2 separate regions of the Homo sapiens genome follow, and region 1 is linked to region 2. Evidence: chromatin loops called from intact Hi-C (ENCODE). Cell type or tissue: PC-3. All regions are shown on one strand. Each heading gives the region's core, and the rest is flanking DNA. Links, peaks and the distances in the headings are about the cores only.

Region 1 (4,262 bases), core at 1-4,000, 71 kb before region 2:
ATGACACAGATTCTAGAACCTTCACAGGCCACACTCCCATCATTTGCTTAGGTCTGATCAATCTGCTCCACACAATTTCTCAGTGATCCTCTGCATCTCTGCCTACAAGGGCCTCCCTGACACCCAAGTTCATATTGCTCAGAAACAGTGAACTTGAGTTTTTCGTTTTACCTTGATCTCTCTCTGACAAAGAAATCCAGATGATGCGAGACCTGATGAAGACAATACATGGAAAATGACAGTCTTGGGTATGGACTAACTCCCTCTTTGAGGCTTCCTCAACTCTAGTAGTTCAGGAGTCTCCTCTTAGGGACTTAGGGACTTTAACACAACTGCTTTATCTTCCTTGCCTGCTTCCTTTTCAAATTCAGTATTTTTTCTTTCACTCTTATTGATTCCTCTGGAAGCCTGGGGGAAACAACCCACAGTTAACTAAGCTCTAGGCTGATAGTGCTGGTTTCTCCTTTGGTTTCTAGAGTTTAAACTGAACAAAGAAAATAACCATCCTCCGTAGCACTAGGAAAAATTCCTTAGCCCATTATCTCACTTCCTGTAGCATGGTCACTCTATATAATCTGCCTCAACTCAGAAATAATGATTTCCTCTCATTTTCCCTATTAATAGGGTGGACCATCTTCTAACTGCCCTATAGACAGGGCATTTCAGACACTAAAGGAAGAAAAGGAATATACAGTAGTACTGAGTACACCATCTAGTTATCCTTTCCTCCCCGATGAGTTATTTAACACTAGAAAAAAAAAATTCACATAATAGAGGGCATATTGACTACTTGCTGTTCATTTTAGAGGTACATTAGTAGAAAATCTCCAAAAGTTGATTTGGCAGGAGAATTTTCTCACAGGACCAAACACCTAGAAGACTCAGTAGACAAATGCCTAATCTGCCCTGGTTGGAGGTGTGTTATTATATCTTGAGATGGATTCACCTATTGTTCGTTTGAAGTAGTCTTAATGTGGGTGTAATCTACTTTCCTAGTCTTTCAGAGCTCAATATTCTTCAGAGTTTTTACTTTCACAGGCAGTTTTATGGTTGTTTTTTTCTTCTTTCCTTTCTCTCTCTCTCTCTTTTCTTTTTTTTCTCCCCCGATCCTTCATAGCCACTGCCCTTTATAACCATATGATATTGTCTAAGATTTTTCTCTCCTATGACTGCAAGACTCTATCTTACATCAATTGAATGCAGATCAATGACACATAAACAAACACAAGTTAAGCAATCCCAGCATATTTTATCCTACTAACCACAATAACAAACCTCGCAAATATCCATCTTATCATCAGGAGGTTGGCAAGTGATGGCTGAAAGGTTTTTCTGTGACAAGAAATTTCTGTCCTTTGCTGTGGCTTTCATTAATAAAACCACCTTCAGTCAGCACCCTTCAGTCAAGGTGCTGAAAGTTTTTTGATCACTCACTCATAAAAATGTTTTGAGTATGCATTGCCTATAAAAGTATATTTATAAATCTTATTTATAGCCATATATATATATATATATATATATATATATATATATACAGAAAATCTTGCAACTTTAAAGGTATGAGTTAAAATTACACAGAAAATAGAAGTTCTAATATTTTCCCCATACCCCAGTGGATAGCTTCGTAGACCACTGATTCCCTTTAACATTCTTCCTGCCTGGGGAGTAAAGGGTTCAACTGAGGAGGAAATCTGTCAGATTTCCAACTCTAAACCAAGGGTACACAGCATCTGAGGTTCTTAGTATACGACCAAAGAACCAATGTAAGAGCTAAAAATGGGCAGGGGCGGGAATGTGAGGACAGTAATATGCGGCAAATAAAAGAATAAAGGAGTTGAAGTAGCAGAAAGGGGAAAGAAAAAAAGTCTATCTGGTGGATAGTAAGAGGTGATCAGAAGTTGTTTCTGGTAATTTCCTGGTCTAAATAAGCATGTTTACAGGTGAGTTTTTGTTTTCAGAAATAACTTTGGCTGTCATCCTGACTCTACTGGGACTTGCCATCCTGGCTATTTTGTTAACAAGATGGGCACGATGTAAGCAAAGTGGTGAGTAATAATGAGTCAAAATGAAGATTTCCTGTGAAAACCACGGAGGGAGGGATGCCAAGATTCAGTCTGAGTTCATCTCACTCATCAAACAGCTAGAGACTTTGCCAATATTCTGGGAATCTGTTTCAATACTTGAGTCAAAGAATCTCTGACCTATTAGTGATTGTCCCTGCACTTTTAACTCCCAAGGTTTACATTATCAATAATGTCAAAGAAAAAGTCACAGGCCGGGAGCGGTGGCTCACGCCTGTAATCCCAGCACTTTGGGAGGCCAAGGCGGGCGGATCACAAGGTCAGGAGTTCAAGACCAGCCTGACCAAAATGGTGAAACCCTGTCTCTTCTAAAAATACAAAAATTAGCTGGGCATGGTGGCAGGTAACTGTAAGCCTAGCCGCTCGGGAGACTGAGGCAGGAGAATTGTTTGAACCCAGGAGACGGAGGTTGCAGTGAGCCGAGATCACGCCATTGCACTCCAGCCTGGGTGACAGTGCAAGACTCCATCTCAAAAAAAAAAAAAAATCACAGAGTTTAGCAAAAGTAATAAGAATATTTTAAAAGAAAATTACCTGAGCTCCAAGGGAAATTACCTGAGTTTAAAAAAAAAAAATAGAAGTGAGAAGACAGTATGTTGCTAAACACCAGTATCTAGTATTATATAAAAAGAATTGGAGACTTTTAGTGACTTAATTTGGGGAGATGATAAGAAGAGACAAATACAGAGTAGTACTTGTCGATGAAATAGAGATGGAGCTCATAAAAGCTAAGACCTATTTCTATGCCATAAGGTCTCTCTTTCCTGGATTTTTCTGTTTCTCTCCCACAACTTTCTAATCAGCTGTATTCCCTCCCTGTTTCCCATCCTCAATGCCTGTGAGCCCTCAAAGCATAAGTAGTGTGAAAAGATAGGTAAAACAGGGCTGATGGGAGATGTGGAAAATGGGTGAGAACAACAATGCATTATATCAGGAGGACCACCTTGGTAAGCAAGAAGCATAGCTTAGAGTGAGAAGAGTTTGATCAGAGGAAGAACACTTCTCCTAAGTAACTAATAAAAACATTTTGCCTAATTCTTCCACAGAAATGTATATCTCCAGATACAGTTCAGAACAAAGTAAGTACTTATACTCATGAGAAAAATAAATATAGTACTTATAGAATTTTCACAAGTCAGGAAAGAAATCTGTCTTGTTTACAGTTGTGTTTCCAGAACCTTGCATAGTGCACCATTGCATGAACTGAACTGCTTCTAAGTGAGTGGGAGAAATCTACCAGAGATTTCTGAGCAGTACTGAATGCCAAACTGGAGTTGGGGAGAATTAATTAATACTGGGTAGGCCTGCATAATTCTGAGGCTCCCTTCAGATGCTTCCTGTGGTCTGAGAGCAGCAACAGAGAACTGTTCCAGTTCAGGCACTGGAACAGATGGTTCAGTAAAAAGCCTAAATCCATTCATGAAGATGGCCTTAGTGAAGTGGCCGGACCAAAAAATATAATGTATCCTAGAATAACGAGAGTGAACACAGTTAGGGTAATTATGATTGACAAGAGTACCAACTTCAGGATGTGAAGAATTGAAGAAGACTTTCCATGGAAAGGTCTGGAGAGATGCCAAAGTTGTTAAGAAAGATAGCACAGGATTGGTATGAGGCAAAAACCAGGAGACTAGCTGCTGAAGTATCAAGAGGTAAAAGAAACTCTGAAACTCCTTCTGACTATCATTTAGCCTGGCTAATATTATAAAATTGGTGATTGACACAGTCACTTATCATCGTCAGCTCTTGTAGCTTATGCACAATTCCTAGTTCCTGCAAAGTAAATTAATTCACATCATTATTCACCATTAGGAGTTCATGTTTACATTAGTTCTCAGAGTCTTAAATAAAGCCTCATTTAATAATCAAGAAGCAAAATCATGTGCTCTCCCTTTTTTTCTAGGTGCTAGACTTCTGGACTATGAGGATGGTAGAGGTAAATAGATTAGGAACTACTAGACAGTTAATGAAGGAATATACTCTTTAGAGTGTGAATCAACTCATCTCCATTTGAGCATGATTTGTTGAGTCAGCATATCTTTCGTTTTTATAATATTCAAATGCTTATCACTCCTCTCTTTCTCAAGAAAAATTGTGCATTTTTCTCAGAAAAGGTAAATAGTTCTCCTTCTTAAGACCATCAAAAGAATTCATTTCCATCTTCTGTCTACTTCCAAGATA
Region 2 (4,532 bases), core at 270-4,269:
AACCCCGGAAGTGGAAGCTGCAGTGAGCCATGTTCATGCCACTGCACTGCAGCCTGGGAGACTGAGACCCTGTCTCAAAAAAATATATTAAAAAAAAATTCGTATCAATGTCAAAAAATAATGTTAGCACACATCTTCTAAGCAAGACCATTATATGTCCTATATTTTATAAATTGTAATCTTGACATTCTAGACAAAATTGATAATGATCAATGATAAGTAAAGGTGATTTAAAGTAGCTTATCACAAGGTCTTTGTAAACTACACTGGGCAAAGAGAAGGGGGAAGGGAAATGAAGTTTCTTCACATTTAAATAAATGAAATTTAGTTGTTAATGACACAGATCCCACTCAATGCAGAGGTTTGGGGACTGGGAAGAAGGGAATGCCCAGTACCTACTGATGTGTTTGCCTTTATCTCTTTCAGTGGACAGTTCTGGAAAAATCAGTAAGTTTGGATCATTTCCTTGCCTTACCTATTTCTGTGCCTAGGACCTTTAAGTTCTTTTTCCCAAATGTTCTTGTGTTACGAGTTCCTCTACCTTACAGCAGTCAATATTTCTTCAATAAGTGATTTCCTCATATTTCAATTTTAATTCTTCTTATCTATTTTCCTTTTGTAACAAAGTATAATGGTCTTGTGTTTGATTCTAGTTATTTACTACCAAAGATTATTGGTAGCATATATTCCCAGCTAATCTATCACAACAGAGCCTATTTCCTCTGTGCTATAATCTGGCAACTAATAATTTTTACTAAAAAAGAAAATCCTCTAAGATTGACAAAAAGAATATGTGTCAGGACTAGATGTGATTTTGGTAATTGATCAACAATATACATTTTTCAAACGGACCAGAACAGTGAGCAAAAAACTGTTTTGCAGAAGACATATGAAAGACTTATCAAAGAACAAAGAAAGGCAGGAAATACAATAGTTTGAATTTCAGTAGAAGTGATTTTACCTACCCAAGATTTCAAATGCCTATATTAATTAAATGGCATCCTAAAGATAACCCTCTGTGTGGAGTGCGATATGGAGCATTGGCCAGCAACACTCCTGAGGATGAAACAGAGTTTTGTGCTCCCTCCAAGTCCTGTTTCTAAGTTCACCTAGGAAGGATACTATTGGAAGGTGGGTTTCTCTTGAGTTAGAAAATCCTCACTGATCTTTCTTTTGTGTTTTGTTTTTAGCACTGACTCCTGTGGGTAAGTTCCATATCTATTCTCAACTCTGATATTTTACATTGCTTTTAATTCTTTTGTGACCTGTCTGTTTCTACTCCCAAAATAGAGGCCTGTGCTTCTAAGGCCAATTTGAATGTTCCTATCTTCCAGAAACTTCCAAGGTTCCCCCCCGCCCTCCACTTTTCTTTTTGAGACAGGATCTCACTATGTTGCCCAGGTTGGTCTTGAATTCCTGGGCTCAAGTGATCCTCCTGCCTCAGCCTCCCAAAGTGCTGGGATTGCAGGTGTGAGCAACTGTGCCAGGCCCCAAGTTTTTAAATAACTACAATTTAAGAGATTGCTGTAGAGAAGATGAAGCTCATATGAAAGGGTGCCACAATCTCTGGCCATCTTCTAGGCTCTGAAAAAGAATCTCCTCCCTGATTCTCAGGAAAACATAATGAAAGGAAGATTGGTTTCTGAATTCCATTAGTTATTTGCTGGGAATTTAGAACTTTTTTTTAGTTATAGGTGAAGTCCCTCTGAATCATATTAATGGGGGAAAAAAACTAGTTAAAAACAAAATACCATCTCCTTTCTATTGCCTTCTAAATAACTACCTTTGAAAGACAGTAGGTATTGAGCATTGACTATGTATTTGTGCACTGTGCTAGGCACTTACAAAAGTAACATCTCTTATTCTTACCATATGCCTGCCTGGTAGGTATTATTATTCCCCATTTTACAGATTAGGAAACTAACTCAGGTATTTACCCAAGGTTAAAGAGTTGGTAAACATTGGTGTCAGGATTTAAACCCAGGATGTCCTATCTCCAAAATACACACTCTTCCCACTCTTCCCATACTAACACATTGCCTCCTATACTGAATCACAAATGCATTTTTTGTGATTAGTCAGGAAACTTTATGGAATGTTTGCAAATACAAATATACATCTACAGAAAAGCTGGATAACTAAATGTACACAAAAGGATCCTTTTAAAAATAGAAGACCGCATTTAAATCAATGTTTGACTTTTTTAACTGTTTTCTGGATTCAGATTTATCTCTATTGGGATTACTTAATATATGACTCAGCTCTTCAAGCAAGGAAACCATACAAAACAAAGTAGAATAATAACTTTTGTTTAATTCTGTAAACATATGATCAAAAGAAGCAAATAAGACTTAAACCTAGTGAGACACGTTTCAAGCATTTCAAACATTCCAAACACTGACACAAACACAAAATATGTCCTTATATTTAATCGTGTTTAAGCCTCATTCTTCTTTCTCAGTTCACACTAGAAAGAGAGTGGGTTTGGAGGGAAAGGAAGGCAGGGAGATGAAGTTGAAAGGGGCAATTAATTAATTTTTTTTTTTTTGGACAAAGTTTCGTTCTTGTCGCCCAAGCTGGAGTGCAATGGCACAATCTTGCCTCACTGCAACCTCTGCCTCACGGGTTCAAGTGATTCTCCTGCCTCAGCCTCCCAAGTAGCTGGGATTACAGGCATGTGCCACCATGCCCAGCTAATTTTGTATTTTTAATAGAGACAGGGTTTCACTATGTTGGTCAGGCTGGTCTCGAACTCCTGACCTCAGGTGATCTGCCCACTTCAGCATCCCAAAGTGCTGGGATTACAGGCGTGAGCCACTGCACCCAGCCGGGGAAATTAATTTCTTTTGATTCATGGTACAAGAAACAGTATGCATTCAGAAAAATTATAATGCGCCAACATCCCTCAAATGCTCTCCTCACATAGAAAAAGTGATAGGACTGTGATCTTGTGAGTTTCTCTTACAAAAAAAAAAGGTGGGCTCTGATGATTGATGTTGTATGTCAACTTGACTCAGAAGAACCCTGACTAATACAAGGGCTCTGAGAAGGGATCACAGGCCAAGTCTCTTCCCAGAGGTAATAAATTTTTAATGAATACTAATTTTTTAAGTTGCCAGAGAAAAATCTGTTTAATCTTTTAAAAAATTTTTTGTAAAAGACATATTCTTATTGATATACTCTTTCAAACACATTTTTCCCAATTGATTGTTTTTCTATTTTTTTTAAAAAATAGAGATGGGGTCTCACTATGTTGCCCAGGCTGGCCTCGAACTCCTGGCCTCAAGCGATCCTCCCATCTCAGCCTCCCAAAGTGCTAGGATTACAGGTGTGAGCCACTGCATCGGCCCCAGTTGATATTTTTAGAAAAAGGAGGTTAAGGTTTAAGTCAATGTTCAAAGAAAGGTTTAAGATAGATTAAACCAACAAACATCATCATCCCAGCAAACTGAGTCTCTTATTTCTCACCTCCTCATTCAACTAATAAGTATATGATCTTTTAAAATGTAATTCATAGCCTGAGAACTATAATGATTTATCCCTCTGATACTGAATAGATCTTTTACAGTCTAGATCCAATTGTGCTCTCCCTGACAACCACTGGATTAAGAACCTAAGATTAGTTTCCTAATAAAGCCCACATTCTATTTTCTATGTTAAGTATCATTTAGATAGAATTGTTAATGTGATAGCTATTTCATGATATCTTTTAGCTTTAACAAAAATTAATCCAATTTAAAAATTTTAATAATTACTTTTTATTCAGCTTGAATATATTATGATGATCCCCAAAGTCTTGATTAAATCTTTTGATTGTATTAAAATTTTGTAGTATGGGCTACTGCCTGCAATAAATGTACTTGCAGCCAGGGCTTCCAAGTCTTTATATTATGAAGATTTACACTGTATGTGTTAGATGATTATGAGGTCCAAGAGAAGGAAAAGATGTATGAACTATCTTGAAATCTGGGAGAAGGAAGAAAAGAACTTAGAATGTGGTGGAATAATGATTTGTGGCTTACTTCTGCAATGCAAAGTTGAAATAAAAGTGAACCTCACTTTATGGGATAGCTAGATTACTCAAAAATAAATCCTGTAAATCTAATCTATGTTAATTAAATTCAAGATTTAAAAGATGACAGCAAATATATTAAAATAAGGGTATGAAGATTCTATTAGAAGTAACTAGAGGTATTTTTCAGTGTAGTGGGAGAAAGAATAAAAAGTTTTTTAATTCTGTGAAATTAGGAAAGGTGTAGCTAGAATAAACACTGGGTGCTTCAGGAAATCCTATAATACTTAATTTTGGTTTACAAAGCCTATATAATTTAGAAGGTAAATTTAGGTTAAAATGAGTCATGAAGTATTACACACAGTAGCAAATAATTACCCCCAAGGGATAGTAAAACTAAAAATATTCATAGCTTAAGGAAAATCAGCTTATGTGAGGAGTACATTCCATGAAATTCTTAAGGTTAGAAACTTCAGCGGAGCATGATCTTACCATTCCACACCACCATACCCCTAAACAA

The links. Peaks named below come from ENCODE experiments on the same cell type or tissue, not always from the same donor. Only the 100,000 strongest peaks of a DNase experiment are listed, where the experiment ranks them.
Region 1: it touches region 2 in a loop (5-fold over the local background); 2 of 110 quality-filtered maps call a loop at or near these places.

Annotation. Positions count from the first base shown.
Region 1 is chr6:32,367,680-32,371,941 of GRCh38, reverse strand. TSBP1 (testis expressed basic protein 1) reads left to right here and starts at 39. Exons shown (of 26, transcript NM_001286474.2): 1 at 39-248; 2 at 1,959-2,045; 3 at 3,128-3,160; 4 at 3,985-4,017. The coding sequence starts at 236. All of the region lies in intron 2 of TSBP1-AS1 (TSBP1 and BTNL2 antisense RNA 1), which reads right to left. In PC-3, for the core only: no CTCF peak of the experiment used is centred there; DNase peaks (open chromatin) are centred at 1,251 and 2,071; H3K27ac peaks cover 2,465 bases.
Region 2 is chr6:32,296,595-32,301,126 of GRCh38, reverse strand. It overlaps TSBP1 (testis expressed basic protein 1), which reads left to right. Exons shown (of 26, transcript NM_001286474.2): 24 at 427-447; 25 at 1,191-1,205. All of the region lies in intron 1 of TSBP1-AS1 (TSBP1 and BTNL2 antisense RNA 1), which reads right to left. Among named protein-coding and RNA genes, the nearest start is that of TSBP1-AS1, 44 kb to the right of the region's middle. In PC-3, for the core only: no CTCF peak of the experiment used is centred there; DNase peaks (open chromatin) are centred at 2,206 and 2,996; H3K27ac peaks cover 3,009 bases.